Regions from separate parts of the Homo sapiens genome. Here region 2 is linked to region 1. The links are chromatin loops, found by intact Hi-C in ENCODE. Cell type or tissue: endothelial cell of umbilical vein. All regions are shown on one strand.

Region 1 (8,000 bases):
TCCGATCTGGTTGTTTTTATCTTCTCTCCGATGTGAAAGGGGGAGAGAGAAGAGCTCAAATCGAGATTTCAGACTCCGGTCCAGGCAATCACTTCCTAACATGCATGGGAGCTTTAATTTTCTCTTGCCCAGGCTTCAAACATGCTACCTCCCTGGTTGAAGTCAAGAGCCCATAACACATGCTGTGTATGTCTGCATTGGGCACTTCTGTTCATTCTTCCATTCATTTTTTCATGCTGTAAATACAGCATGCCCACCCTGAGCCAGGCACTGAGTGGAGAGCTGTGTAAAGATGGACGGGGACCCAGCTCATATGTTATTCAGTGGTCCACCTGACTGTGTGACTAGATCACAAGCACCTTGAAGCCAAGGGCTCACTGTATCTTGCAAATGCGGTACACATGGTGGGTAGTCAAGAAAAATGGATTAAGTGAATGGCAGTCGCAGTCACAGTCCCTTGCAGTGGTTGTCTGGTTATTTTTATGGTTGTCACTTCTGGGTGTCTGAGGTTTCTGAGGCTATTTCCAGGCTGTTTCCTCCTCTTCGCTTCTCCTCATGTATCTGAATTCTCACCAACTCCAGTGTTACTTCTAAACTCTTTGGAGAATGTAACAGAGGTTGTGGAGCAAGGCCTGGAGCTTCCTTCCTGAGAAGGGTCCCCTACCCTCTGGTGTTGTCACCCATGTTGTCACACACCACCTCCTCAGGTGCCTTCTATTTTTGGAAAGATGGATGCTTTCTGACACAAAATAGGGGATCCCAGATAGGGATCAAAACCCTATCTGGTCTGTAGCCTGTGACAGTCAGTTTGCCTGTGAATTATTGAACGTAGAACACCTACAATACTGTTTAGTACTGACCTACTTCTCATCTATGAAGCCTGTGTCTTTGGAGCTGTGATCCACTCCTTGAGGACAGGAAGCATGTCTTGGGTTTATTTTGACTCCTTCACAGTGCCTAGCCAGTGCTGGTGGATGACTGACTGACTCATTATGACTGTACTGCTCAGCTGATTGGAGTTTAAAAAACTCAATTCATAAAGGGTATGTGGTAAAGCCACATACCCTTTATGCTCTAAAGCCACAGGTAGCCTTCACTCCCCACATCCACCCCTGCCACCCTCTAACCCAGAAAATGTTTTATTGCTTGGAGAAATAAAGGGAGGTATAAAGAGCCTTGGGGATAAGTGAAAGAGTTAGATGAATTGTTGCAAATCAACTGTACAACCAAAAAAAACAGGTGTTTGTCTAACTGGGACACATGATCAAGTGCAAAAGCTATCTGGAACTGGTTATAGAGATTTTGACCTCCTTGGATATGCAGGAGATGTCAGTAGCCATTTTGATACCATTGCCATTTTGGTATACGGTGGCCCTTAGCAACTGTCCTCTCTTGTTCTTTTTCAGGTCATCATTTTAGAAGACTATGCTGACCCTTATGATGCCAAACGGACAAAGGGTCAAAGGGATGCAGAGAGAGTCGGAGAGAACGACGGTTACATGGAACCATATGATGCACAGCAAATGATAACAGGTTTGTAAGCAGGCTCTACAGAATAGAGACTGAAATCTCACACTCAGTGAGTGTTGTAATATAGTAACCGGTGTCTATTGGGGAAGAGGGATAAAGCAATTTACCCAGATCCTGCTGACTTGAAGAAACAGAAATTAGACCCCAAACTAATGTCGGACTATTTAGGTAACTTCCTGTATGATTTAGTATCCTTCAGAGTTTTAGAATTTACAGGAGTCTTCAAAGTTTTTCTAGTTCTATGCAAGATGACATTTATGAGTGCAGATCTGCTCAGAATATGATGTTCAGTTTTAACATGATTATATACATTTTGGGGCCACTTTCAGAAGCTTTAACATTCATAATGGGAGTCATACATCTTACCAAGAAGCAAATACATACTTAAGGGATTTTAATCTATTAAAAAATGCAAGGATGGCCAGGTGCAGTGGCTCGTGCCTATAATCCCAGCACTTTGGGAGAGAGGCGGGCAGATCATATGAGGCCAGGAGTTTGAGACCAGCCTGGCCAACATAGTGAAACCCCATCTCTACTAAAAATACAAAAATTAGCCGGGTGTGGTGGTGCACACCTGTAATCCCAGCTATTTGGGAAGCTGAGGCACGAGAATCACTTGAACTAGGGAGGAGGAGGTTGCAACAAGCCAAGATTGCGCCACTGCACTCCAGCCTGGGCAGCAAAGCAAGACCCTGTCTCAAAAAGGAAAAAAAAAAAAAGGCCAGGCGCAGTGGCTCACGCCTATAATCCCAGCACTTTGGGAGGTCAAGGTGGGCGGATCACCTGAGGTCAGGAGTTCAAGACCAGCCTGACCAACATGGAGAAACCCTGTCTCTACTAAAAAAAAATACAAAATTAGCCAGGCATGGTGGCGCATGCCTGTAATCCCAGCTACTTGGGAGGCTGAGGTAGGAGAATTGCTTGAACCTGGGAGGCAGAGGTTGCAGTGAGCCAAGATTGAGCCATTGCACTCCAGCCTGGGCAACAAGAGTGGAACTCCGTCTCAAAAAAAACAAACAAAAACTGCAAACATGATGTGATTCTGTATTTTGTAGTAGAAGACTTTCTCAACAAGTTCTACAATATTGGAGCCAAGAATTTAATTACTAAGCAGTAATTATAAATTACTGCTGGCTGGGTGTGGTGGCTCACACCTGTAATCCCAGCACTTTGAGAGGCCGAGGTGGGCCGATCACCTGAGGTCGGGAGTTCGAGATCAGCCTGACCAACGTGGAGAAACCCCTGTCTCTACTAAAAATATAAAAAATTAGCCGGGCATGGTGGTGCATGCCTGTAATTCCAGATGCTCAGGAGGCTGAGGCAGGAGAATCACTTGAACTCGGGAGGCAGAGGTTGTGGTGAGCCAAGATCGTGCCATTGCACTCCAGCCTGGCCAACAAGAGGGAAACTCTGTCTCAAAAAAAAAAGAAAAGAAAAAAAAATCATTGCTGTGTAAACCAAGCCATTCAAGGCAACCACCTAAAACCAAAGACTAATCTTGTAACTTTTCAAGTCAGAACAATTCCAGTTTGTGAGCTAAGCAGTCACTCTGTCATTCTTAGTGTCAAACTTTTCCCTTTTAGTCATAATTCTCTTAAGTTGATGTAAATGATACTTAAATAAAAATAATATAGATTTATTTGTGAACTTTATGTCTTCACCTAGTTTTCCTTAAACAGTCTTCCATCCATAATGAGAAATGTAATTGCTGAATGCTGACTCAAGGGAGCCTTATTTGACTCTTGTGGGTTTCATGCCTGGGAAGAGTAACTGGTCCCACATGAAAGACTTTGTCTCTTCTGTTTAGAACAGATTGAAGAGCTGTCAAGCTCAGGTTCTCTAAGTATAGTCTCAGAAGAGTTGAGCAGAGAGTAGCAGCAGCACACTGGAAGGGCCAAGACAGTCTTCAGAATGAAAACGAGCTGGAACAGGAAAGCCTGGCTCCGCTTCCTGCTTCTCTGCTTACAGAGATAAGGCCCTCCGTGTGGGGAGGGTGTACCCTGGCCAGGCTGTGACCCTGAAGGTCACTGGACTGTGACCCCTAATGAAATCTGTGAATGAAAGGAAGTGAAAATGAACTGTCAGAGTTTTAAAAAACATCAGAGCCTTGAAAGGAATAGGGAAAAGAATTTACTTTTACATAAAATTGAGGAAAAGGATTTTCTTAAAAAAAAAAGTTTTATGCTTAATTGTGATTCACCTTTCTTTGTCCTTGGGTTTTTATTCTTATCTTTCTCTTTAACTGAAGTAGGTAGTTTATACCATACATCTGTTTATTTGGAGAGCTGCACTGATAAGAGGAAATGTGCTGTGATTTTATAAAAATGAATATAATTTTGGGGGGTTTTTTTGTTTTTTTTTTCATGTAATTCCCACAAGAGCTCTATAAGCTAGGGGACTACAATGCTGTCCCCCTTGTGACAGGGTGACAAAAAACAAGATCAAAGGGATTGGGGCTTGCCTGTGTTAAGGAGACATTTTAAGAGACAGAGCAGGAATTAGCACCCGGATCTCCCACTCCACATTGAGTGGTCTGCCCCTGACACCACATGGCGTTCAGGACACACTTGAAATGCCGTTTGCAAAACCACTGTAAACTTCACCCGTAAGTGAGGCACCTTTCCACTCAACCAAGAATGTTGTCTTCAGAAGTCAGAATTGTCCAACATGGAATAAATGTAATAATAATCGCTAGCATTTAATATTTGAGTGTGTATTAAGTTCCATGCTCTGTTTTAAACAATTTCTGAAAATAAATTCATTTAGGAATACAAAATTAATATATTCAGTTGGCAAATAAATTCAAATTTATTAAAAATCCAAATTACTAACTTTCTAAACTAGTGATCTAAGTATACTTTGGTCTTAACTTTAAAAAAGTTGTACTCGTGGATTTTAAAGTTTCTTCATTTAGAATATATATCACAAAGCACCTTCTCAATCAGTGTAGAGACTCTACCTCTTATTCTACCCGTAGGTTACAAGCTGGACAGAATAACAGGAAGTGAGTTTATCGGAAGCTAGAAATAAAAGATTTGCTGCTGGGCTTTTGTTTTTTGTTTTTTAAACCTTTTACTTTTTTATTCAGTTTGCTCCTTGTGTACCTGATTGTCAAGTCCAAGTTCGGAAATTTCCCGTCTTTCTTGAGAAATGAGAGTTTTTTTTACTTGTTTCAGCATTTCTGAAGATGGAAAGGATTTTAATGAACACAGTTGAACTGTGGAGTGGTTAAATCTGTGTTGCCATTCTTTGCATTGCCTTTTTTCTACCGGTGAAATGGGAATTACAGGCCTGGTTTTAACAATATCTTGGGCGTGTAGAATACTGCCCATATGTTGTTTTAGAATACCCAACAAATATTTCTTGAGGTTTTTTTTTTTATTATGTACTAGGCCCTGTCCTGAGCTCTGGGCATACAGGAAACAAGACCCACATGATTTCTGCCCTTGGACCTCACAGCCTAAGGGGGAAACAGACCTACCAGCAAAGAAGATAAGTCATTGAAAAGCATGATAAGTGCCATGAAGTTGAGAATAGGAGCCAGCATCTACCTCAGGGGCAGAGGAAACTGAGAGAAGCCCATGGCTTTCCTGTGGCCAAATCGCTATGGGACCCAGGAAGCCTGGGTCCCCCCAAAACTTTGCTCTTAACTTTTAAAAGTTAAGAATTTATGAGTTTATGAGTAAATTATCACTGAGATTTATCCAAAGGATTGTTCATAAAAAGATATGACTGAATACAAGGCAATATTAATATAAACCTCTGTTGCTTTTCTGCTAAATTCACAGGAACATTTTAACTAAATATTCTAGCTAAGATATTTAGCTAAATATTTGGCAGAAATATTCTACATAATCTAGCATTAGGAGTTTTAGCCACCGCTTTGAAACATTAGCATCGGACAGGTCTTTAAAAGTTCCCATTGGCTAGTTAGCATGAGGATTCTTTCTGCAGTTGATGTCATACAGCTGTAAATTGAGAGCTTACTAGGTACCAGCCTGGCCAAATTACCTCACTAAATCTTGCAGCAACCCTGTAAAGTGTTTTGTTTGTTTGTTTTTTTGAGACGGAGTCTCGCTGTGTCGCCCAGGCTGGAGTGCAGTGGTGCAATCTCAGCTCACTGCAATCTCTACCTCCCAGGTTCAAGTGATTCTCCTGCCTCAGCCTCCCAAGTAACTGGGATTACAGGCACCTGCCACCACACCTGGCTAATTTTCGTATTTTTAGTAGAGACGGGGTTTCACCATGTTGGTCAGACTGGTCTCGAACTCCTGGCCTCAAGTCATCCTCCTGCCTTGGCGTCCCAAAGTGCTGGGATTGCCAGCCACAAAGTGAGCCACCGTGCAAGCGGGTTTCTTTATACAGTTGAGGAAACCTAGGTTCAGAAAGATTAAATAATTTGTTCAAATTACACAACTGAAAATACCATGTCATTCAGCAAGCTGTGGTTTTAGCTTTTGAGCTCCAGTCAAAGATTATTTTTAAAATTTTATTTTTACTTCCAAATGATTTTGTTGGTTTGTTTAAATAGTCAAATCTAAAAGAGAACCTCACTGTTCGAGTCTCCATTAAAAAAAAAAAAAAAAACTATAAACTCCATCTGCCGGGCCCGGTGGCTCATGCCTATAATCCTAGCACTCTGGGAGGCCAAGGTGGGAGGATCAGTTGAGGCCAGAAGTTCAAGGCCAACCTTGCCAATATAGTGAGACCCCATCTCTAAAAAAAAAAAAAAAAAAAAAACTGTTATGTCTGTCTTTGCCTGTGATTTAAACAGAAAAAACCTCTTATGGAAAAAAGTGCAAATGAAGACTGGTTTTGATTTAATTTGTCTTTATTCTCCTCGCTAAATTTCAGGGTTTCTGAATTGTACCTGCTTTTGTTCAGATGTTTAGATTTATTCAATAAGAAAATATTAAAGTAATTTTAAAAGCTTGAGCACTGATCAAAGATATGAGTAAAAAATTGTCGGGCAGCCCTGTTTCTGATTCCAGGAGGAAAATAGAGTCTTAAGAGGCTCCAAGTTTAATGTTTTGGAAACATGAAATGGGTTAAAATGGATTAGGGGAAAAGGCACATTATTTGGAAATTGGAATTAACATTTTACGTGAAATCATTTGAGCATAAAGCATGGACTCTGGAGTTGGTAATAATTGGCCTCACCATAACTGCTGCATGACTGTGGCTTCCGTGTATTCACCTGTGAAAATGGGGTAACACATCTGTCACTGCCTTAGTGAGGCATCAGTGAGATTCTGGGCATAATACACCTAGCAGGTGTATACCTAGTCAGTACAGCCGTGAGTTAGACACTCCAGAGACAATTATATTTCCAAAGAGCATTCTGGACCATATAGGGCAATACTTATTGCTAACTACAGTTAATTTAGTAAAAGAAAATCTTAGTCTTCTGCTAAGACTTTCTTGTTTTTGTGTTTTCATGTGAATGACATAATTACCTGCAGCGAGTTGGGGATTGAGAAGGGAAAATTTTGGGCCCCTATAATGTTTCACACCAACCAACTGCATGTTTTTAGTAGGTGCAGGTCAGTGCTGAGCTTCAGCCCCAGGCTGCAAATGAGTGTTTATCTGCTGCCCGTCCCCTGCATTCTGTTGTCTGCTGTGGTAAATGGCCTCTATCGGCAGCCAGGGTGTAGCTTCCTCTTGCCATTTCCTCCTTCTCAGGCTCGTTTCCTCTTGGAGCCAGCTCTGCACGTCAGGGGCTATTCTCCCTGCAGGAAGGGTCGGCTTGCAGCCCCACGATTGTTTCTGTTTCTATGGCGCCTCAGGTTTGGGGGCAGCCAGGTGTTGGAATGGACTGGAAGGTTACTCCCCTTGAAGAGGGGGGTGGTGTGGGGAGGGGAGGCCTGTGCTCAAGCCCTTTCTTCCCCTAATTAAACATTGTTTCAAAAGATGATAGCAGTTTGCAGATTTTGCCTAATCCCAGGACCCTGCAAGAAAGCATTCTCAACTCCATGCTTTGTGTATCTCCCAGAACTCTAAGTGTGGGGAGACTGTCTAAATAGAAGGACCTCGTTGCAAAAGTAAAAACTCAAACGCGTGTGTAATAAGAACTCAAGATTCTAATCACTATACATCATTTTATTTTATTTTAGGGGAGGTGGGCTGGAAGGCCCGGTAGGAACACTGCCCATCCACCCTGTACATTTTAATCCAAATGTATTGAAATGTCCTTGTGAGCAGGGCTCCTTCTGTCTTAATGTTAGAATCACCTCTTTTTCCTTTTAGTTTAGCTGGGGCAGAATTGCAGCAAGGACCTTGGGAAAGGGTTTCCCCAGCCTGTGCCAGATGGTCTCAACTGAGTGTAAACTATGATTAGAAACCTTAAAATTGTATTCTATATTCATCCTTTGAACTCCTTTGTGTTTTCTGCTTCCCTTTTCTTAGTTCTTTAGAAAAGTTCCTTTTAAAAAAATTACAGCCTTGTCTTAATTGAACCAAGAACAGAGTAT
Region 2 (8,000 bases), 230 kb before region 1:
CCTGGCCCTTTGTTCTTAGCTTTCCCCATCCAGTGGCCTCCAAGTGGTTAAGAGGAGATTTTATCAAGAGGTGAAGCCCTACAGTATAAAATACAGAGTCTATTGTGTGTTGTTCAGGCTGATCCCATTAGAGAACGGTTTGGAAGAGGACTCACCTTCACCAGCCCTGCCACCCAGCCTGCAACCAGCTCCCTTGCTGCACTTTGTATAAGCCCTGGGCTTTCATTAGGGTTCTCTGCCCAGAGCACCCGTTCCTCTGGGCCTGCCTGGAAAATGCAAGCCTTGCTCCTCTGTGGCACCTCTGTGGACCCTCATGTGTTTGGGTCAAGGTCATTGCCCTCTGCCTCCATCCCCAGGGCACCTTGTCCACCCCCTGATTGCACCCCTCTGCAGATGTCTGCCTCCTTGGCAAACCCCTCTCTTGGGCTGGGTCCCTGAGGGCAGGGGCTGTGTGGTATTCATCTCTGTATTTCAGTACTTGGCACAGAGCCTGGCATGCAGCAGGTCTTGGTGTTGGGGATGAAGGGAGGGAGGAAGGGGATGGGGTGGAATAGGCATCCGGGCAGAGGAAATGGTGCTGATGTTTCCAGTTGGTTCCTCCCAGGGCGGGGCAGCTACAAGCCCCTGTCTGACTCAGAAAGGGAGGCCTCTGTGGACACCCCAGAGCCCCCTCTAGAGACAGCTCCACGAGAGCCCCAACCACCACAGCTTCCCTCCAGACCCCCGGGAGATGCCAGTCTTTGAGATGCTTCAACTTTCTTAGAGGAAATCGCTGAATATGTTTGGTAATTTTTTTTTGACATTTTCCCTGTTCAGGAGCTTGTGATTTCAGATTAATCACATCCACATACATTTAGACTGTCGGCTTGGAAGGGAAAATTTGAATTTTATTACTGCATGATTTCATCCAAAGCTATCTTACCAACACTAAAAGGATGTCTACAATGAGGTGCAAATCATGACAAAACATTTTATCTCTGGGACCAAGCTCATGGCGGGAGGCCAACGGGACGGGGGGCTGCAGGTGGGACCTGGGTGGGCACAGTTGCAGCCCCTTCAGTAGCCTAAAGAGATCTGTGTGAGCCACCGTCACTGCTGCCTCTTCCTCAGCAAAATATCTCATTTCCTTCCCCGCTCTAGGTTTGCCCACAGCCCTTACTCCCAGGAATGGCTGTTCATCGACTAACTCCTGTCTTCCCATTGGCAGGTACCATGACCAGCAGGACGTAACTAGTAACTTTCTGGGTGCCATGTGGCTCATCTCCATCACATTCCTTTCCATTGGTTATGGGGACATGGTGCCCCACACATACTGTGGGAAAGGTGTCTGTCTCCTCACTGGCATCATGGTGAGTACCCGCCTCTCCCCATTCCCTACCCTTAAAATGTGGCAAAGAGCTGAACTCTTTCTTGCAAGCACATAGGGGCCTTCCTAGCCGCAGAGCGGGGGGTGGCTGTTAGTTAACCGACCTGCATGTGTGTCCCCTACACATAAAATGTCAGGTGGGAAATCTGCAATGGTTTCTCACTTTTCAGTTAACTTTTCTAAGGTAAGAATGAGACCTGGACTCCTGGCAGTTAATGGTCTATTCACAGCTCCCTCAAAATGGGCTGGGTGAAGCTGGTCCTGGCCCAATGCTCTGATGCCCACCCCACTGCTGTGCAGCCACCCAGTTTGCTCACCTCCAGTGAGCACTGGAGCTTGCAGTTTATTGTCCTCCTTCCTGTTGCCTTGGTCCCACTGACCTTGGCACCATTTCTGATCATGTTTAGCTGGAACTCACAGAAGCAGGGACTGGGGAAAGAGCACTGAGTCGGCCTTTGGGACCTGAGTCCTGGACGGGGCTGTCCACATGGCCCTGGGCTGGCTCTTGCCTTTCCCAGGCTTCTGCTTCCACCTCTGCCTATGGAGGGGCTGGGCTCTGAGTGCCAAGTGCTTTGCAGCACTGGCATTTGGCAAGGCTGTGATCCCATCTCCAGGTGCCCAGCAGGTGTGCCGTGCCCTTTCAAGGTGTATCTCTCCTGCCCAGTGCCCTACCACCCACACTCGACACTCTCGCGGAGGCACACACTCTCACCTGTCACATGGCCATCACAGTGTGGCTTATGAGAGGGATGTGGGGTCTGAGTTTCTGCTCACTGTGGACCCTGGGCCAGGCACTCTGCATATTGGACCTGAGCATCCTCCAGGGGAAAGTGGAGATGGAGGGCCTGCCCTGCCCTCCCCATTGGTTTGTGCAAGGACCAAATGCAATGATTTATGTTAAAGTGCTTTGAAAACGAGAAGCGGCCACACACAGGTCAGTGTTGGTGGTGTCCTCAGTGTCCTTCAGTTGCAAATTGGTGAAGTGTTCCCTGGGCCTCATTGCACTTTGGGTCCAGGACAGGCAGCTGCTGCTCTTTGGCCTTCGTCCTGGAATCCTAGAACAGTGTCAGACCAGGGTTGGACACTTTTTTCAGAGGAGGAAACTGAGGCTGAAAGAGGAAAGCACATCTAAGCCTGGGTAGTGTTGGGGGAGGTGGCGGGGTGAGAAGTGGTCAGGCTGCTTGTGGTGTGGCTCTGGGTCTCCATGGCTGGAGACCGCAACCCTCCCAAGGACAGCCCCCCGTCCACAGCCCCCCTCACACCTTTGTGAAAATCCTTCCTTGCAGTGATCCCTCAGATTCCATTTGTCACCCCCGTTGCCTCCAGAAGAGATGAAGACCCTCTTTCTGGAAGGGCAGTGACCCCTTTCTGCAGTGCAAAGGGAGGGCCGCAGGTCTTCCTGCAGGGTCTGAGTGAACGCCTCACAGCGGCTGGGGGCTGCCCCCACTCCCCACCCCACTCCGTCTTGTTGGCTTCCTGGGGCTGATATTGGTGGACCAGACGGTCAGACCCAGGCTTGGGGCAGTCAGCCTGCTGAGCAGGAGGGGCCAGGCTCTCTCCTCCTTTCTGACTCCAGTCCAGGGCAGGTCCCTATTAGCAGGCAGGTCCTACGACAGCAGCTAATGACAAAAAGCTTAGCGCTGGGGTTGTGATAAATCACGGGTAAGTGCAAGGCTTTAGAACAAATACCTCCCATCGGTTAGTAGGAGTCTGTCTTGGCATAGCACCAACTGTCACGAGGAAACCGGGGAAAGACGCTTCTTACCAGAAAGGAATGAAATGCCACTGAAGGCCAAATCTTTCCTTCTTAGAGTCACTCCTGGGGCTTTGTGCCTCAGAACCAGCTCTCAGCCAGGGCTGGCACAGAGCAGGGTTGCCAGTAGGTGGATGGGCCCTGCCGGGAGCCTCTGTTATTTTAAAATACCGACCTTTTCCCCTCTCAGCACATAGCTGTCCCCATCCAAGAAGCAGCACCCCAAAGACCTGGCTTCCTGGTTCCTGGACTCCGCATCTCCTGGCTCTACTCTGGCACAGCTGAGCGGAACAGGCGAGACCCTGGCCCCACCCCTGCCTCTCTTTGGGGTCCGGAGGCTGTTTGTCTTTCAGCACCCCCTTTTGCTGTCTGGGTGTGCAGTGCTCCCCCAGAGAGAGCGTTCTGTTCCCTGTGGATTGAGGTGTGATCAAAGTGGAAAGAAGAAACGGACGATGAGGAGCCAATTCCCACCTTCCATATGAAAAATACAGCCCAGGCCTTTCATCTCTTTTTGTACAAAACCCTGTGCATAAATATACACCTTTCTATATACAGGAACAGGGAGGTTTCCTCTATTTATTGTCAGTGTTTTTCACCCAAATTAAAGTCAGTCGCCTCACTCTGGGGTCAGCCACAGTGAGGAACCCTGGTGGCATTTTTCTAACAAATGTGATTTTTCTAGCTGAGTCACTCCTAGCCAGGGTTTCACTTTGCTGAGGATCCTTTCCCCTCCTCCTCCCAACCTCCCAACACTATGTATAGCTCCCAATTATTATTGCAAGTGCCTTTACTAAAGGTAGGGCTTCCTGTTTGGTTACCATGGACACCAGGAAGGCCAAGGCAAGGCCTGCTTGGGAAGGGAAAGGAAGGATTTGTGTGTGTGTGGCCTGTAAATAGTCTTAATCATTGTTTTCTCTTGGCAATCCCAGTAACAATGTAATTATCAACCATTAAGCAGGGTATATAATTGTCTGAACAACTTGCCATGGCTGGCACAGACCTGGTGTGTTTGAGAGATTTCACCCACAAAAGCAGCTACATTAAAGTCCAGCATCTTTCCATAAGGATTTTTCATGATCATGGTGACAACACAGTAGAGAGAAAGCTGTCAATATTTAGTATCCAGAATTGGAAATGACAGTGCAACCTAAAAGATGTGCAATGCTGACCTTCTGATTCTGTAGGCATCTGGAAGACCCCAAAGCCCCCAAGGCTGCTTGGCATAACTTTGTTTCAATCTAGCCTCTTTCTAAAGCTGGACTCTCTCTGTAGACCCTTCATCAGTTATGGACAAACAGGCAAAAGCTTCTGGATATCTGCAGGGACGCTGAGCTTTTCCCCAATGGCCTCATGAGAGATGCCTCTGAACTGCCAAGGGAAAGTGATGATGAAGTAAAAGGTAGCACAAATTGAGTCATTTCGGGAGGAGGCAAAAAGAGGGCTCAGCAAGACATCTGCTTAATGTCAGTTTTAGAAGATGAGCTTCTCCCGAAACACCTTGGTTTCAAACCAATTGATGTTATTTTAGTTGTTGCATGGAATCTGTTGCAGAAACAGAATCCAACTGTAAATCCTCCAGGCTTCCCTCCTCCATTTGTCACTTTCATTTGTGTTTTATTTTATTTTATGCTTCTTTAGTTAAGAACACCTCATACTTTTCCCCTTGGGATACTTGTTTTTCCAGCTTCTAAGGTTTTCCAGCTGGAAAATGTTTCTTGAAAACAAGAGGTGGGAGGACTGGTGTGGAGGAGTCTCGGTCCAGATTTGGGTCCGAATCTCTAGAGTTAGGCGTGTTCACCCCGTCCCAGCCACCCTCTCTCCATGCACTCGGTGCTCCCTCTCGCCCACGTGCCTTGGGAAGTTCCAGCTCATCAGAAGTGGACCCCATCCACTCCCCTCGCCCCATGGAACTGGAAGTTGGACAGAGCACATCCAGGGACTCCAGTTGATGTCCCCTGTGGTTCAGGACTTGGCATATCTGAAAGCAAAAGGCTGAGTCATGGCTCTTCCCCCCAGTCTGACCCCAGGGAAGTCATAGCAGCAGCTGTTTACCCTTTCCCATCCTGCTTCCTCCCTCCTCACACACCCCCTCTACCCACCAGCCATTTCAAAGATTCCACAGTTAGCCAGGCCCTCGGTGATTTGTCTCTTAAAACTAACCTGCATCACTGCCATGTGACACAGCACTGCCAGGCTGCCACTGTGGCCTGTCAGACTATTAACTCACCTAAGTGAAAGGGCCCAGCATCCCAAAGGGGACCCAGGGGACAGGCAATCCTTATACCACTTGAAGATGGACACAGCAGGGTGGGATCCCTTGGCACTTCCTTCATGTCCTCTAAAGGGCCAAAATGGACCATTGACTTCTGGCTCAAGCCTTAGGCTCCTTGTTCTTCCTTCCTCTCTCAATCCCATCAGCCCATCATTTTTTCTTATTCTTCAGCCTCCTCCTTCTCTCTTTCCCCCCTTGACCCTTGCTGTTTAGGATGCAACGCAACTTGTTCCCCATCTCATTTTCTGCCCAGCTTTACCTCTCCCTGCACCCACCTTCTCTTCTCTTCTCTTCTCTTTTCTCCTCTTCTCTTCTCTTTTCTCCTCTCTCCTCCCCTCCCCTCCTGTTCTATTGTCTTCTCTCCCTTCTTCATTTTCCCGCCCCGCACCCCGCACAGTCTGCAGAGGCTCAGCAGTCTAGGCTTCAGGATTCCTCCACCACTTTATGAAGGCTGCTGATGTCTGGCCCCATCTTTATTAGGTTGCCTCTTAATGGAAAAGACCAGGTTAGGTGTCATTACTGGTGACTGCCCTAATTACATCCAGTCAATGGAAAAATGAAGCTGAGAGCATCCATTTAAGTTGGAATTAAGGGTTAAGAATGCAGCATCCTCTAGAGGAATACTCACAAGGGAGTCATAACATCTCTATGTTGAAAGAAACTGGGAAGTGTCATCTAGTCCACTGTCCTGCCTCCAGAGAGAAATTTATCTTCATCATGTGAGACAGGTGGTTCATTAGATAAAACACTCTAGCTTCTCATTAAAAGCCCCCCCTGCAATCAGCCAGCTAAAATGTGGGCCATGGCAAGCGCTGTGAAACACCCCATCTAGACCCTGGAAATTTGGAATGGTGGATGATTGATTGTTGTGATTACATTCCCAAAATAGCATGGAACAGGGAAGCTCCCTCTTCAGGCCTATTGGACCCCAGCTTTCAGGGATGATTTAAGTAGAGTTTTGCCTGGGCCTAGCGAGAGGAGGGAGAATGGAACCTGGGGAGAACCCTCTCCATCTGATGTTCCATTTTTAACGCTATGATATAGCCCTCTTTTTGGGCTTTCAGCCCAAAGTACTTTTGGAACTCCATATAAAGGAGAGGGATGATACTCCGTCCGGTCGAGGGGAAGGGAGCACACATCTTCCCTCTAGGATGGCTTCTTTTAAGCTATTTTTTGCTTTTGGAGGCATGGCTAAATTGATTACAGCTACAGACCAGGCTGTGCAACTGCCCAGATCCTTTGAAAATTGGGCACAGAGTCTCCTGTAAGTCACAGAAGCTGAAAAAACACAGCCGTCCTCGAACAAAAGAGGAAAATGAGGTCAGAAAAGGAAAGTTCACACAGACTTGGTTCTTTTCACTTTGTGACAAGGCCAACAAATGTACTGAGAAACACTAGATTGTTTTAATGGGGACCCTTGTGGGAAACGAGGAGAAAGCATTGTGAACTTCAACCACATTGAAACTTCACACAGGCTAGCCTTTGTCAGCCTGTGGGATAAAGAGAGAAATAGCTTCTAAAAGAGAGAGTAGGGAATGGATCCACCCATATGCATTCCTTCCAAGTCGGTTATAGATTATAGTACCTTTGAAAAACATTCTTTTCTGCTTCTCACACATTTTGTAAGACCTGATGAGCCAAAAATGTTACTGACAGATTCCTTCCATTCTGGGACCTCAACTGCTAGACTGGGTTCTGTGGCAACTAGAATTACTGTTTGACATACAGGATTCGGTTGTTGGCTTTAATAAGTTCATCATCTCTTTCCATGAGTGGTGGTCAGGGCGGCGCAGGGCACAGCATGCAGGCAGAGGGCGATGGTCTCTGACGGGAGTCCGCTTGCAGAAGGATGGAGCTGACTCCCGCTGCCTGCCGAAGAGCCAGGGGAGTAGTGAGTCTCTGAATTCCCCCTATGCTCACAAGCCAACCAAGAAGCCTAGCGAAGAGGATTTTAAAATGCATTGGGAGAATGTTGGAATGTGCAGGGAATTCCCTGCTTATTTCCCAGACAGTCAAGTATGCACCCAGAGGATTAGGAGAGAGAAAGTGAGTCCCACCATTCTGGGGGCTCAGCAGAGCCTGCTTCCTTGCCCACCCTCCCCCGGGCTCCCCTGGCACGGACCTACCGAGCAGACTAGGATCGCTGTTCCAGAAAATCCCAAGGGTCTGCTGCGGGCTCACTTAAAATCCCGGTTTTGATCCAGCAGAAGTGGTGTTGTCTTTAAAATCTCTGCATGACGGTGAATTCATGAGCCTCCTGGTGAAGGCAGGAAGGAACCGATTCCTTGTGCTGAGTCATAGCGTAAACCTTGAGGTGAAAAAGCCCAAGTGTAGAGCAGGCACAGTCACTGAGTGCACGTGTTCGTGCCAACCTGGGTGCCCTCTGTGAAACAAGCCCTGGGGAAAGGTATTGCCTCTTCATTCGATTATTTTCAGGAACACTCTCAGCCACTGGCAGGTGTTCCATCTGCACCCCAGCTGATGGCCTACCTTCTTTCCTCCCAGGCCTGCTGGTCTAGAGCTGGCAGTGGGATGGAGACCTGCCTGAGGGAGAGAGGGCCCGTGTGTGCTGGCCCCTCTGTCTTCCGCTGCACAGCTTGGCAGCTGAC

Evidence for each region. Peaks named below come from ENCODE experiments on the same cell type or tissue, not always from the same donor. Only the 100,000 strongest peaks of a DNase experiment are listed, where the experiment ranks them.
Region 2: it touches region 1 in a loop (1.9-fold over the local background); 4 of 110 quality-filtered maps call a loop at or near these places.

What each region holds. Positions count from the first base shown.
Region 1 is chr1:154,492,645-154,500,644 of GRCh38, reverse strand. SHE (Src homology 2 domain containing E) reads left to right here. Exons shown (of 6, transcript NM_001010846.3): 2 at 1,407-1,533. Among named protein-coding and RNA genes, the nearest start is that of TDRD10, 5.6 kb to the left of the region's middle. In endothelial cell of umbilical vein, no CTCF peak of the experiment used is centred here; DNase peaks (open chromatin) are centred at 3,514, 4,614, 4,924, 7,204 and 1 weaker place; H3K4me3 peaks cover 1,656 bases; H3K27ac peaks cover 6,980 bases.
Region 2 is chr1:154,726,352-154,734,351 of GRCh38, reverse strand. KCNN3 (potassium calcium-activated channel subfamily N member 3) reads left to right here. Exons shown (of 8, transcript NM_002249.6): 4 at 1,208-1,349. It overlaps LOC124904429 (a long non-coding RNA gene), which reads right to left and starts at 7,641. Exons shown (of 2, transcript XR_007066638.1): 1 at 7,514-7,641; 2 at 7,122-7,260. RefSeq lists enhancers at 2,264-3,072, 3,073-3,882. In endothelial cell of umbilical vein, no CTCF peak of the experiment used is centred here; DNase peaks (open chromatin) are centred at 3,081, 3,921 and 5,151; H3K27ac peaks cover 2,867 bases.